2 separate regions of the Homo sapiens genome follow, and region 2 is linked to region 1. Evidence: read pairs that join two places in POLR2A ChIA-PET (ENCODE). Cell type or tissue: A673. All regions are shown on one strand. Links, peaks and the distances in the headings refer to the core of each region. The heading gives the core; the rest is flanking DNA.

Region 1 (7,981 bases), core at 1,895-6,894:
AAAAAAAAAAAAAAAAAAAAGGCTATCATGGGAGTGCTTAATAAACATTGCTAGCAATTTCGAATCCTATTTTACATAAAAGATTATAGTAATTTTTAAAGTAAGGTTTTTAAGGCAAGCAAAGGAACATGTATTGATTTCTGAGTATATTGCACATTTAATTACAACAAATGAAACTGGTCATCTTGTGTTTTTATTTTTGTTTTCATCTATCTGCTTTCCAGACTAATTGGGGAGCAAGAATTCCTTTTCCTTTCCCTGTTTCCTTTAGATGATTCTGCCCCTTCATCTTCGCTCCTCATTTCTGTAGCTTGACTTTGTTCTGTAGCTGTGTGCTGTTCCCTGGGTGCCTGCCAGGAGGGCGCTTCCTTCTGCCTATTCCTCTCTCCATTCATTGACTATCTTTAAGTGGCGTTTTTTCCTTCCCTACCTGTATTAAGATTTTCTACTTGCAGACTCTTCTCCCATGTTCACAGGAGCTGGTTTTTCCTTGTTGTGCATGGAAGCACCTTTGGTTCATGTTTAGGATATGAGCATTGTTGACAGGCACTGTTAACAGGTGAAAACATCTCAAAAGGATGCTTGATTAAAATAAGTATTTTGTTGTTCATAAGCCTCTTTATTTGGCTTTGGTAAACTAGGAGCCTAAGGTAACCTTTCATTCCAGTTTTTTAAGTTTTTGTGGTTATATTATGCAGTTTTTATTATGCAGTGCTTATTTCTTATGACAAAATATGAGTAGGTTAAATTCATACCATATCAAAATGTAGTAGTGAAAGTCTCTACTTTTCTGATCCTCAGCCCCCTAGTTCCCCCTGCTTGAGGCTATCACTGTTTCCAGTTTCATGAGTATTTGTTCGCTGATATTTTATGCATATACAACTATATATGTCTTTCCTTGCAACCCTTTGACATTATACAGATGGTAGCATACTCTTAGCTTGGAGGCTAGTCCCAGCGCATTTTTCGCCTATATTGTGTCTTAGAGATCATTTCATATTAGCACACATGGGTATACCTTGTTACAAACATGCACACACAGAAAATAAGCTTTAAAGCCGTCTGCTGTAGTGCATTGGCATTATAACATAGTGTCATGAGTCGTAGAGCTGGATTCAAATCCTGACCCTGCCATTTAAGAGCTTGTGACCTTGGGCAAGTTGAATCACTTGTCTGTGTTTCAGGTGCTCATTTGTAAAGCAGAGTTAATCTCTCTCTCACAAGGTTTTTGTAAGGATTAGAGGAGATAATGTATGTAAAGTATTTAGCACAGTGTCTTGCTTAATAAATCATAGCTATTATTGTACTCATTAATTTATCAGATCAAATGAACCCCTAATGTGTTTCTCCTTCTCAACTGAAATACACAGAAGGCATTACTTATTACTTGTTTCGTGACCTTTTGTCTTACCTTGGTTGTCCTTTTCTTCCAATTCCATAGTTTATCTTCTCTCCTACTTACCTCCTGAACTTATCCCCAACAAATGTTACATATTTCTTTTACTTTTTGAGTTTTCTTGGCCTGTTGATGAATATATTGACCTAGCATAGCCCTTGCCATTGCATTAGGTACCATCATTGTTGGTTTTAGTACTAGAAAAACTCAACAAAGAAGGAATATTTTCTTGGTGATGCTCCAGAGTGAATTTAATATTGACAATCAAATTTATTCAAGTCACTAGACAGGATGATTCCTTTTGTGATTGGGATTTCAGCTGGGATAGAACTGAGATTTGGATACAGATGGTACCTGGCAGACGGGAATAAATGTGGGGCTGAAATGCCACAGAAGCAGTTAGCAGTGTGGGCCTATCTGGGGGTGGCCTGAGGAAGGACATTCATGAGGGGGGAGTAGGTGGGGATGGGAAGGACAAAAAACCGCATTGTTAAATTAATTGGCATGACAACTCTGGCAGTGGGGCCTCACGGAGAATGAATGATATGCAGGGTGTGGTGTATGTATGTGTGGAAAATAGAAAAATGTGGTGTGTAGAAACTGGAAGAACTGTCTCCCTGGGTTATTTTAACGTTCTGCTTCAGAGTACAAGCAGTTTAGCTGTGGGAAGCCCCCACCCTTTTCCACAGGAGAGGGATGGCTCTCATTTGACACAAGCTGTCATGCTTGTAGGAGTCAGGATTGTTGCACCCAGAAATGCTTGTGGAGGGTCTTGTAAGGGGTTGAGTGCCTGTAAGAGCATCTGGGGGCTTAGACCGGTGGCCCTCAAGGTATTAATTCCTTATCAGTGTGTTCCCATCTACACCCATGGCTGGTGTGGCCTAACCAAGCTGGCTTACCTTTTAGAAGTTTCTTTTTATTATCTCCTCAAGAGTACATGCTCTGGCTTCTTGGCCTGGCAGGCTTTCATTACTTACATGATACATATATGTACTCTTTGATAATCTTATGTTTTTGTCCCTTGTAAGTTTCTGCAATTGTATACTGCATTGATGAAGGAGGGTCTGCTCTCCTCTCCCAGGGTGTCTAGTGATGGCCTGCATGTCTCTGGTCTGTTTATTGCCAACTCAAGTACCTTTTTTGCCATTCCATCGTGAAAGAAATCAAAATATAGCATTTTGAAATACATTTGAAATGTTCTGTTTAAGGATTTCACTTTAGTTATACTGTTTCTACTTTATATTACAAATCTGGTTTCCTCTTCCATTTGCCTATATCTAACCCATTCTTAGTCTTTTTTTTTTTTTTTTTGCATTTGCTTTTCTGAAAATTTGAGCATTGAAAGGGAGGGCAGCTTGATCATGGACCAGGGCTTTCTGAGAATGCGAAAAAATGAATTTCACCTTGCCAAATAGAATTGCCTGGATGTGGTGGAGGGATATGATGAGGCAGAATCACAATTCTTCTACACTTTTGAAATTGTTCTCCCCAATTTATTCCCCCTTTCCTCATTCTCTTCTGATGTATGGGTTTAGGAAGCTCCGGATGACTGTTTCACACACGCACTCCCCTCTCATTCTCTCCTGCCCGTCCTTCCCACCGCACACATGCGCTGAAGGAGGTGAGCATTCTGGAGACCTGAGTCTCATTTCCAGATATCTTTGCCATCGTTTGCAGTTACAGCTTTTTTTTTCTATTTTTTTCCCCCTATCTCTTGTAAGTTCTCATATTATACATACTTTGAACTGTGGAGATAGCCACAAGTAAAATAAAAGTATATGTTTTTATATTCTATGGAGTAAGAACTCATGTTACTATAGTAACATGCTGCTCTGTAGCAGTCAGAATTGTGTATTTCAGTGTCAGAGTTCCCTGTTAAAAAATTAGCCTTAATATTGATTTCCTCCTGCTCCCACCTTGGTTGGTATATGAAAACCCTAAAGATGAAGCATTTTTAACTAATTTTTGTTCTTTACACATAATCAGAAATCAAACTAAATCCATCTGTGATGTTAGCTTATGGTCTTTCTAGATTTTAGCCAAAGATCTTGTATATTTTAAGCAGTTGCCCTGTTTTAATATTAATCATGGCCATCCCAGAATAAGTCCTGCTTGACACAGGGCATTTGTTCAACTAGTTATCTTTGTTAAAAAAGAAAATACCATAAGACCAGTCATATTTTGCTGCATCTAGAGTGAGACCAAACTTTATAATATAGTGATAAGCTTGACCAAAAAAATGTTTAACAATTTTGGTATGTTTCAGGAATTGGAGAAATTAGTATGTTGGTACTGTAAGGAAAAATGTGGGTTAAAAAAAAAATCCAGCTAGGACTCAGCAGTCTTAATTTAAACCTTGTGCTTGACAAAAATTGAATGTTGCCTGTATACTCCAGACACAATCGTGAAGCTCAGTTTCTGTATTTTTCTTCTGAAATTTAACTTCTGCTAATATAACATAGGATATGTGGATGTCTTGCAATCCTAAAATTTTAAGATATTTCAGGGCTTATCAACTGAAGGCTCTTGAAATGAAAACTACTACATGTATTCATCATACGTGAAATAAAATCTTTTTGAAACTAAAAATCCTTTAAAAAATTCACAAGCAAGATGATACTATAGAATTTCTTTTGACAGATTCCTTAGAAACGTCAAAATCAAAGTGAAAACAAGTTGGAAAATCCTCTTTGATTTTGCTGGGTCACTTAATTTGAGTTGATTTCTTCAGAGCACATAACGTTTCTTAAAGTACAGTACTAATGACAGAGTCCCAGGTGGCCAGCCTTGTGAGCTGCGAACTTTGTCCTGTTGTACTACCTCTGGCTCTAGAGACTCAGCCTAGGAATGTGAATTGGTGAGAATATGTCAGAACCTGGCTTCCTATTGTAGGAACTCAGTGCACTTATTTGGTTGATACTGAGTCGCTATAAAAATCATTGACATGAATGACAAGTTGTGTTTTTTTCCCCAACAGTTAAAGACATTTTACATACAGTATGTGAAGTTACTTTCCAAAGAAACATTCTTCATGTTTTCGCAAGTTTTTTTTTAAACCTAATATTTAATGCAATGAATGTGGGTTGGTTTCTCTTCTTCCTTCTTCCTTCTCCTCCTCCTCCTCCCCCTCCCTCTCCCCTCTCCCTCCCATCCCCTCCCCCCTCCTTCCCCTCCCTCCCTTCCTTCCTTCCTTCTCCTTCCTTCCTTCCTTCCTTCCTTCCTTCCTTCCTTCCTTCCTTCCTTCCTCCTTTTCTCTCTCTCTCTCTCTCTTTCTCTCTTTGTTTCCATTGTAAACATATTTGCAGGATTCAGAGGTGAAACTGTAGCGGAATGTATACACAGAAGCTCTGCTTATACCTTTGTTCCCCCAGCCTGTTTGCCCTCTCCCTCTACAGGTCATCATTTTTATTAGCTTCTTTCTAAAGTTTTTTTTTTTTTTCACTTAGGTGCCACACAGCATCGAGTGAACTATTTTAAAGTGAACAGTTGAGTAGTGTTGAATACATCCAGAGTGCTGTGTGATCACCACCTCTAGTTCCGGGACAGTTTCATCCCCCACCAAAGGAAGTCCCATACGTATTAAGCAGCCCCTAATGACCATCCACCCGTGTTCTGCTTCTATGGATTTATCTATTCTGAATATTTTATATACAGGAATAAGACTTTGTGTCTGGCTGCTTTTGCCTGGTGTGATGTTTGAGGTTCATCTGGGTTGTGTTTTGTCATTACATCATATCTTTTTATGACTGAATAATATTCCATTGTATGTATGTGCCACAGTTTGTTTATCCATTCATCTGTTAATGGATATCTGTGTTGTTTCCACCTTTTGGCTATTGTGAATAGTGTTGCTGTGAACATGTATGTGTGTTTGAACACCTGTTTTCTCTTCTTTTTGGTATATGCCTAGAAGTTGCATTACTGGGTCATATGGCAATCCTGTGTTTCACTTTTCAAGGAACCACCAAACTCTCTCCCACAGTGGAAATGGAACAATTTCCACCAACAATGTAGAAGAATTCCAGTTGGTCAGATTGTTGCCTACACTTACTTTCCTTTTTTAAAAAAAATTCAGTGGCATTCAGGGATCTTCATAATCTGAGCTTTGTTTTCCTTTGCAGTGTAATCTCTTCCTGGTTTCACATGCCACTTTCAGAATACTGGATTATGGTAATTGCACTCTTTTGCTCCCTTCTCTTCACCTAATGTGTTGTCCCCACCTGCCCTTTTCCCCCACCCATAAGACCTTGTCTCTGTCTCTGTCGCCCAGGCTGGGGTGTGGTGGTGTGATCACAGCTCACTACAGCGTCTACCTCCCAGGTTCAAACAGTCCTCCCACCTCAGCCTTCCAAGTAGCTGGGATCACAGGTGTGTGCCGCCACACCTGGCTCATTTTTGTTTTTGTTTTTGTTTTGCCATGTTGCCGAGGCTCGTCTCAAACTCCTGGACCCAAGCAAGCTGCCCATCTCGGCCTCCTAGAGTGCTGAAATTACAGGCGTGAACCAATGCACCAGACCAGGTTTTGCCCTTTTGTTTGCAGGTCCCTTTAACTGTGATGCTGTCTCCTAGCCCCCTTCCCCCACTCGACCGAGGGCCAGGCAAATTCCAACTCATTTGCTGAGTTTCAGTCTTCACCAAGTCTGTGAACTTCAAAAGACGTTATTCATTGTTACATTCCCTGCATCCGGCACAGTACCTGATGTCTGATGGGAACCCAATACATGTTTGAGTGAATGAATATGTTGTATAATTCTTTTTTCTTTATCACGATTGCTGCTGGTGCCGATTGAATTTCCAGAGCTTGCTGTAAAAGATAGGAAGAAAATATGTGGTAACATTGGCCAGTGTTTGGGCCATAAGATGTGTAGAGGTTCTAAGGAAAAATACACTTCCAAACTCATTCACATTGCTGGTCATGTTCAGTTCCTGTGGCTGTAGGACTGAGGCTCCTGTTTTCTTGCTGGCAGTCAGCTGGGGCCACACACTGCTTCTAGAGGTCAACTTGAATTCCTTTTCGTGTGCCCCACTCCATCTTCAAACCAGCAATGGTGTGTCAGGTCCTTTGTATGCTTTGAGTATTTCTGACTTACGTTTTTAGTTGGAGAAACTCTGGGTTCATGTACCTAGATCAGGTCCACCTTAATTATTTCCCTGCCTTCAGGTTAAATGTGCTGTAGAATATGACATTGTCACAGAAGTGAGATCTCATCTTTAGTTACAGGTTCCAGAGTATGGGGCAGAACATTTTTGAATTCTGCCTAGCACAGTGTTTATAGTTTATTGATCTGTAGATAGGTTGGGTAAAGGTTCTTCTTCAGCCAGTAAAATGTCATCTTCTCTGTCTTTTGATTGCAGGGTTTCTATTACCTATGTCCATTTCTTTAAGCCGTTTGGTCTCATATTCCTCTGTGTGTTACAAGAATTGTATCATGTTATCTATTTCATGTAGAAGTAAGCATGAGAGAAATGAGTGTAAATGGGCTGTTGGCCCTCACAGTAAAATCTGGTATCTATTCTAGGGAGATACTCATGTTTTTCTCCTTTTTCACATTGCTGTCGTAGGGTCAGATTCATTTTTCATGGTCATTTTTCTGGTTCTCTTTTAGCATTTGAAATTGAGTAGATTGTTTTGATTGTAAGAATGTTTTTTAAAAGTAAATTTTTATTAAAATGTATATATGGAAAGGAAGACAAATAGTATATTGCTTGATAAATTTTCACAAAGAGACATGCACATGTAATTAATACCCAAATCAAAGCATTAGAATATTTACTAGTACCCTAGAAGCCTTACCTACTCAATAGCTCCCTTAAAGGCAGTTTTTTGCTTGCCTGTTAATTTGATGAACTTTCAGCCTTTGAAAAGTCGTTACAAAAAGCCGATGTGTAAAATGTTTGGAGGATAGGATAAGAATAGGAGGTGGCTCTTGGAAGTTTGTTTGCTCCTGAGTATGGGACCTAGTGATCAAAGATGAAGTGGAACTAGATACTTTATCTTCCCTGTAATAGGAAATACACTCCCATTGTATAACTGTAATTTTTACTCATAAAAATGGGTTTTGCACTCAAAGCAAAAGTAGGCTCTTACTTTTACTGTTAAAATAGAAACTGGAAAACTGTTCTTTAGAAAAGTCATCCTAATGGGTTCAATTTGAGGTAGTTGCTGGTTTTTATATTTTTATTTTTTTGACCAGTGCTTTAAGTTTTTCTCCTGTAATTTTATTAAACCTATGCCCAGGAAAAAGTAAACGGCAAGATTTCAGAATCTGAAAGTTTCTTACGTTTGAAAGAAAGTCCTCCCATGCTTCATTTTTCCTAACAGAAGGTAAACTTTCCATGCTGAACTTGTCTCTATTTTTAACAGAGGACAAGCTTTAGGAAACTGTATTCAAGCCACATATAGTGTGGTAGATTCTGGTGGTGGAGCAGCTATTAGTTATGTTTCTCTGGAACTGCATTTATCATCACTGTTACCAAAAGCATCCTAGGTTCCTTGGGAAGAAGATCTTAAAGTTCTCTACCAAACCACTTTTTTTTTTTGGTGATGCTTCAGTCTCACAGGTGATGCTTAAAACACAGATTCTG
Region 2 (7,981 bases), core at 1,872-6,871, 310 kb before region 1:
TCCTATATATCCAGTGCCTGGCCCAGAGCTCAATAACAACCACCAACTGTGTGGAAGAGTCCGATCTGATTCTAACTCTACAGTAAAGGACGCCCCACAGTCATTGAGAGGCCACGAACACTGCAGCAGATGGCACAAGGTGGTCTGCTAGTCTCCTGCCTAACTCATCATCACAGCCTGGCCTATTAAGAACAATTCCTTGCCAGAAGGGCCTCTCTCTAGCCTTACCCCATTGCAGCATCAGCTTACTGGTGGGTTTTGGCAAGAACCCGAAGTTAAGACGGGCACGGGAATGATGCCTCCACGTCCGATCAGCGCCAGAAGGTGCTGCTGCGACCTCTTCTTCCCCGCTCCCCCCAGTCATTTCTTCCCTGCCTGGACTCACTCTGTGGGAAGTGATGGTATCTGAGGACTGCAATATGCTCCACGCCAGGCCCCCATCCATCACCAGCTTCCTGCTGGTTACCATGGAGACGGAATGTGGGGTCCCCACTGGGATGGCACATTCAGAGTCCCTGGGCGAGGGAGTATTTGTGGGCAAAGGGACACTGTGAGATCCAGGACCACCCAGAGTGGGGCCACGCAGAGGTCCACGCAGGCAAGAGAGGCCAAGGGGGAAGGAGGCAGCTGAGAAAAACTGCTGGATGTGCACAGAACTAAGGGCAGCATCCATGAACGTCTGGAAGACCAGACCAACCGCACGTGGAACTCTGGTGAGCTGAAGAAACCAGACCCTGACTATGGCACAGAGGTCTGGGCGAGCTAAGAGGTCAGCAGCTTCTTAAGTCCACAGCCCACCGTGAAGATACCACGTGCCTTCCCAGGTAGGGAAACACTGGATAATCTCAATAGTCACTTCTGCAGCTATCTAAGACACGCCTTCATATATATATATATGTGTGTGTGTGTGTATACACATATACACACACACACACATATATAGGAGCAAATGATAGCATCCATAGGAAAGCTTAGTTCACAGCCTGCCACATAGAAACTCAATATATATCTCTCTCATATATTATATATGTAACAATATATATTATTGATATATGATAGATATATAATTATATGTAATATCATATAAATATACATTATTGTATATAATATACAATTATATATTATATATTTATATGAAATATGTTATATATGATATATAATTAAGTATATATTTGCATTTTTAATTTATTATATTTTATTATATATTATACATAATGTATATCATATATATTTATAATTTTAAATTAAAATATATATTTCAATAAATATATATTTAAATATATAATATATAAAAATAAATATAAATTTAACATATATTTTACTATATATTTATAATTATAAATATTTATATATAATATATATAATTTATATATAATATAATATAAATTTATTTATAAATATAAATATATAATATATAATATAATAAAAATTTATATACAATATAAATTTATGAATATTTATAATTTATTGTAATTATTGTTTTTTATGAGACGGTCTCGCTGTGTTGCCCAGGCTGGTCTTAAACCCCGGGGCTCAAGCGATCCTTCTGCCTCAGCCTCCCAAATAGCTGGAGTTACAGGAAGGCACCCCTGCCCCTGGCTTAGCGCAGGCCTCTAATGAGCCTAGCAGCATGCTGGATTTCTTTTGACAACGGAGGCTGGCCATAGGAAGGTAAGGAGAGAGTCTAGGAAGAGACCAGGAACCTGGCTACACCTTAGTGGGGTCACCCTACACTCAGGATATGGGGCTCCGTTTTGTAAGCTCAAGGAATTTACTATTTCCTCCTTCATTCTGGTCACTGAATGCTTAAGAGGCTGACTCATAAACCATAATGCTTATTTATTTGGGACAGGGTCTTGCTCTGTCACCCAAGCTGGAGTGCAGTGGCACAATCACAGCTCACTGCAGCCTTGACCTGGGCTCCAGCAATCCTCCCACCTCAGCCTCCTGAGTAGCTACTACTACAGGAGCTTGCCACCATGCCTGGCTAATTAAAGAAAAATTATTATTATTATTTTTTTTTGTAGAGATAGGGTCTCGTTATGTTGCCTAGGCTGGCCTTGAACACCTGGGCTCAAATGATCCTCTTGCCTTGGTCTCCCAAAGCTCTGGGATTACAGGCGGGAGCCACTGCACCTGGCCCTAATTTACCTTTTTATTATAAGTGGCCATTTTCTTCTGGGGAAGCATGATAAAGTGGACTTTGGAGGGAGGCAGGCCTGGGTTTGAACCTGGCTCTACCACTTACTGGCTGAGTGAGGAGGGAAAGTGGCTTGAACTCTCCAAGCCTCGAATGCTTTACCTGTCGAATGGGAGTGATGACAATATATAAATTTCACAGGGTTGCTTTAAGGAGCAAATGAAATCATACAAAAGAAAGCTTAGTTCAGGGCCTGCCACATAGAAACTCAATAAATATTTCCTGTTAACTACACAGAACTGTGTCCCTAGGAGACAGTGTGTTTAGTCAAAAAAAAAAAAAAAAAACCAAAAAACAGTGAGGAGTGGGGTGTGTGATGTGACCAAATGGATTGGTAAGCCTGGTATCACAGGACTTCTCAGATCCTTTGCACATGAATCTTGCTAAGGAAGGTGCAGCACGCAGCATTTCCCAGCTTATCTGACCATGGCACCCTTGGTTCATGGAGCAACTCACGAACTAGTGTTCTGTGTGGCATACACTTTGAGAAACATCATCACAGGCCATGTGTCCATCAACCTGGAGAAGCTGATGAACTCACGTGCACTCTGGGGATGCATCTGTTCAGAGAATGTGGACTGGTCGGTAGCATCAGGCCATTCCCTCCCCAGGAAAGTGGAGGGGAAAAGCACATGCACAAGTCTTACTCTTGGACAAGAACACCGTCTTCAGTCATGGCACCAATATCCATGATGGATAAGCTCAGTGAATGAGATCACTTTGCATTCATTTACATTCTGGCTTGGAGTCTACTGATGAGGTGTGGGAAGGACCCAGTCACTGCGGAAACTCGGCTCAATTCATCTTTTAGGGCAAGTGATCCCTGCTGGGAATCGCTCATTCATTTCTCTTCAATTCCTATCAGGTGGAATTTCAGGGCATGGCATTTTCTGAGCCTGCTCCCAAATTCTGGAAAGAGGGAGGGAGTGGGTGGAAGTGCAGAGGGCTTGGGACAAGATAGTCAAACAAGCTCTACTGCAACCAGCAGGGTGGCCTGGCCCAGAGCACGATAAACCATCAAGATACTTCCCTGCCTATGAAATCAAAACCATAACAGCTCCTCCAACTGTGGGTGGTGAGTTAATATTTATACACTCTATAGATTTATTCTAGAAGAGGAAACTGAGGAACTCTCCTAGAATCCAGCAGAAAAAGGTGGTGGTGGGTGGAGCTGGACAGGATAAAAGAAAAGCTAAGTGGAAGACAGATTGAGAAGTTGCAACGGTTGTCTTACAGGTGATACAGATGGAGAAAATTAAAAGAATGGAGAGGAAGAGAAATTCAAAGAAACTCTAGAAAAAAAATCCCAGAATTGAAAAAATATAGGAATCCTAAGCTCAAATAATGCAATGGTTTCCATGCCAGTGAGTGCATGTGCACAGCTGTACGGTAAGTCCTCAGTCGGCATTGCCCACTCGTTCTTAGAAACTGCAATTTTAAGCAAAATGACCTGTAAGGCAATGAATTTTACCATAGGCTAATGATTACAAACAGGAATTAAGTTTCTACTCACAAAAACATCACCAAACAACAGCAACAACTACTACTACAACTTCTTCTTTTTCCTCCTCCTCTTCCTCCTCTTCCTCCTCCTCCTCCTCCTCCTCCTCTTCTTCTTCTTCTTTCTTCTTTCTTCTTCTGTCTCACTCTGTTACCCAGGCTGGAATGCGGTGCTGGAATCATGGCATACTCACTGTAGCTTTGACCTCCCAGGCTCAAGTGATCCTCCTGCCTTAGCCTCAAAAAGTGCTGGGATTTCAGGCATCAGCCATTGTACCTGGCCTACCAAACTTCTCAAGACCAAAACACTTCTAGTATTAAACATGGAAATAAATGTGCACTATACATAGAATAAATATGAGCTTAAGAAAGATTCATTAAGAACAGCAAATAATTATTTACCCATTTATTGCAGTTAAGGGTCTTGGGTGGTCAGAGCCCATCCCAGCAGCTCAGGACACAAGATGGGCACCAGCCCAGGATAGGACACCATCGCGGGGCATCTCTCACACCCCACACTCACTCAGACTGCAGCCATGTAGACGCACCAATGAACCTAATATGCACACCTTTGGGATACGAGAGGAAACCGCAATACCCAGAGAAAACCCACACAGACGTAGGGAGACTCACAGACTCCACACAGGCAGTGGTCCCAGCCAGGAATCAACTTTTTTTCCCATTGACATTATAATGAAACAACATTGAATGAAATGACATCAATACCCTCCTCTGAAAAACTCAGACTTCAGCTTGGAAGACAAACCAATACACCAGAGAATCAGAAAACAAGAAGACAATTGTACATCTTGATTTTAGCTTCTGACCAATTTTCTATGATAACCTTGAGAACAAGATGATAGAATTGGGACTGACTGGTTTTCCTCATAGGTGAACGCACAGGTGGTTGAACAGCATTACCTAAATAGTATTGATAATAGTGTTTTCTTTGTGCTGAATACATTTTAGACCTTGGAGAATGTCTAAGGGGTTAGACGAAAGAGCTCATTTCTGGACCCTGTTTTGTTCAACACCTTTGGCAATGATGTGTGTGATGACATACAGGAGAACCTTATCAGATTTGCAGGTCACATAAAGTTGGGAAAAATGGTTAATATGATAAATGCACTCATCAATATTCAAAAAGACTTGACAGGCAAGAAGATAGGGCCCAAACCACAAGATGGAATTCAACAGAAATTAACGTAAAGTGCTGAATTTTGCCTTAAAATTTTGCCCAAGGGCAGGATGGGGGAGAATTGGCTTGGCAGAGGCTTAGGAAGGAAGGAAGGAAGGAAGGAAGGAGGGAGGGAGGGAGGGAGGGAAGGAAGGAAGGAAGGAAAGAAGGACGGAAGGAAGGAAGGAAGGAAGGAAGGAAGGACTGACTTTATCAGATTTTAGCTGGTCACACAAAGTTGGGAAAGATGGTTAATATAACAAAGGAGGAAGGAAAACAGGAAGGAAAAAAAAAGAAAGAAAAAGGAAGGAAAGAAGGAAAGGGAAGAAAAACACTGTGGGCTTTTAATTAACTAAATGTTCAATGTGACCCGGTAATGTAATAAGTGACACTTAAACCATAAGGGCAGATTATACGAAGAAGGCAAACTGTAGATGCTGTAATTTCTCCCTTCTCTCCCACTCCCAACCCAGTGGATACAAAATTATGAGAAATCATTTTATCGCTAGCAGACAGGATCGAGCTGAAAGAGAAAACCCAAGTCCGGAGGCTGCAGGAAAGACCAACTCCAAGACCGCAGACACCAGATACAAAGGATAGCTCTAGGGTGACAAGTTAGAGCTCTGCCTGAGACAGGGACAGCTGCCCGGGTTGAACCTCCTGCAAACTCCCCTCACCCCATTCCATGGCCAGGCAGCACCCCAGGGAGATGTCTTCCCTCCTGCAGGCAGACTGCGGGCCTGGCGGTCAGAGAGGCACGACGGTGCTTGCGGGGAGGGTTGGGCTGTGCAGGTGAGACCCAGGAGGAACAGGAAGCCTCAGATTCTAGAAAAGGAGTCCCTACAACGCAGCAGGGATCATCTCGTGCTCACCAAAAGGCCGCAGGCACAGATACAGTCAGAGCTGACCATTTGGAGAGGATGCCCAATGTGAACGTGGTCCTCTCCCCAGGAAACACTAGACACTGGAGGAAAGCCAACGCCGTAAGAGAAACAACCAAGCACGGTCAAGGAAAGCGTTCACAGGGCCAGCAGAACAAGCCATTAGATTGTGCGTGCTTCATGTCCTCAGAAAGACGCAAGAGAGCATTGGCTCCACAAATAGAAATTAAAACAAAACATCACCGCTGGGTGCGGTGGCTCACGCCTGTAATCCCGTCACTTTGGGAGGCCGAGGCGGGCGGATCACGAGGTCAGGAGATCGAGATCATCCTGGCCAACATAGTGAAACCCCATCTCTACTAAAAATACAAAAAATTAGCTGGGCGTGGTGGCAGGTGCCTGTAGTCCCAGCTACTCGGGAGGCTGAGGCAGGAGAATGGCGTGAACCTGGGAGGCGGAGCTTGCAGTGATCTGAGATCGTGCCACTGCACTCCAGCCTGGGTGATAGAGTGAGACTCCGTCTCAAAAAAAAAAAACCCAGAAAACCCCCCCAAAACATCACCAAAACAACAACAACAACAAAACCAAACAGTAGATGGACTGAATTTACAGAATGGACACAGCTCATGACCAAATCACTGACTTAGCAGATGGAATTGAGGAATTCTCCCACAATCCAGAGAAAAAAGGCATTGGGGGTGGCCTGGATAGGATAAAAGAAAAGTTAAAGAGATGTGGGAGATAGATCCGGAAGTTCCCACGTTTGTCTTACAGGTGACCTAGCAGGAGAAAATGAAAAGAACAGAGAGGAAGATAAACTCAACAAAACTCTAGAAGAAAAGCTCCCAGAATTGAAAAAAGATATGAATCCTGAGCTCAGAAAGATGCACAAAGTGCCCGGAAGAACGAAGGGGAAAAAAAAAAAACCACAGCAATTCACGTGATGCTGAAGTCTCAGATGCCAGGCTTGCGAGAAAAAGTCTTGAAAGCTTGCAGGGATCTGTTACCTGCAAAGCTATAGAATCAGATGGATCAATTGGCAATACCTGGTCCAAGAAGACAGTATCTTTAACATTCTAAGGAAAAACAATTTTGAAACTAGAATTCTATATTTAGCTCGACAATGATTTCAAGTATAAACATAGAAAAAAAAATTTCACACATGCAAGGACTGAAAAAGTTTCCCATCCATAGACGTTCAATGAAACCATCACCAAAAGCAGTACATCGGCAAGGAGGAAGAAAGACTCCAAGGGGAAGAAATAGGATATAAGGAACAATGGTAGTTGCCTGTTATGGACTGCACAGCATCCCCCCGAAGGCATAAGTTGAAGTCCTAACCTTCCGTAGCTCAGAATGTGACTGTATTTGGAGATAAGTTCTTTAAAGAGGTAACTAAGCTGAAATGAGAGTTAAGTGGAGCCCTAATCCAATCTGCCTGCTGTCCTTATATGAGAATACGTTAGGTTCGTGCAAAAGTAATTCCAATCCTTGCCATTATATAATGGTAAGAACCACAATTACTTTTGCACCAACCTAATATAATTTGAGGAAAAAAGCATGAAAAGTAACTAGGAAGATTTTTATGCTATTTTTGAGACAGGGTCTTGCTCTGTTGCCCAGGCTGGAGTGCAGTGGGGCCAGCAGAGCTCACTGCAGCCTTGATCTCCCAGGCTCAAGTGATCCTCCTGCCTCAGCTCCTGAGTAGCTGAGACTACAAGTGTGCACCACCATGCCCAGCTAATTTTTTAATCTTTTGTAGAGACAGGGTCTTACTATGTTGCCCAGGCTGGTCTCAAACTCCTGGGCTTAAGAGATCCTCCTGCCTCAGCTTCCCAAAGTGCTGGGATTACAGATGTGAGCCACTGTGCCTGGCCACTTTTCATGCTATTAAGCATGAATGCTTGCATGCCTCACAATCTGGCTTCACAGCACATAAAGCAAAACTGATAGAAATACAGGAAGAAATCGGTAAAGACATTGCCACAGTAAAGAGACTTCCTGCAGTCCTCTGAGACGGGGACGGCAAGTACAGGGAGAGATGATTCAAATAGTTAGCATGTTTGCTCTAATAGAGCTACAGAACTCTGTACCCAACAAATAGAAGAAAAAAAACTCTTTTCAATTACACATGGAAATTCTACAAAAATTCAACACAGATTAGCCACAAAGGAAATTTCAAGTAATAATGAAACGCAGAAATAGCATATGGCATATTTGCTG

Evidence for each region. Peaks named below come from ENCODE experiments on the same cell type or tissue, not always from the same donor. Only the 100,000 strongest peaks of a DNase experiment are listed, where the experiment ranks them.
Region 2: POLR2A ChIA-PET joins it to region 1 with 5 read pairs; 1 of 35 experiments calls an interaction of 5 or more read pairs at or near these places.

The regions. Positions count from the first base shown.
Region 1 is chr7:3,317,189-3,325,169 of GRCh38, forward strand. All of the region lies in intron 1 of SDK1 (sidekick cell adhesion molecule 1), which reads left to right. It overlaps SDK1-AS1 (SDK1 antisense RNA 1), which reads right to left. Exons shown (of 3, transcript XR_001744897.3): 1 at 1-7,981. Among named protein-coding and RNA genes, the nearest start is that of SDK1, 20 kb to the left of the region's middle. In A673, for the core only: no CTCF peak of the experiment used is centred there; a DNase peak (open chromatin) is centred at 4,793; H3K27ac peaks cover 4,608 bases.
Region 2 is chr7:3,003,667-3,011,647 of GRCh38, forward strand. The region is part of intron 1 of CARD11 (caspase recruitment domain family member 11); the gene reads right to left. Among named protein-coding and RNA genes, the nearest start is that of CARD11, 36 kb to the right of the region's middle. In A673, for the core only: no CTCF peak of the experiment used is centred there; a DNase peak (open chromatin) is centred at 4,955; H3K27ac peaks cover 2,640 bases.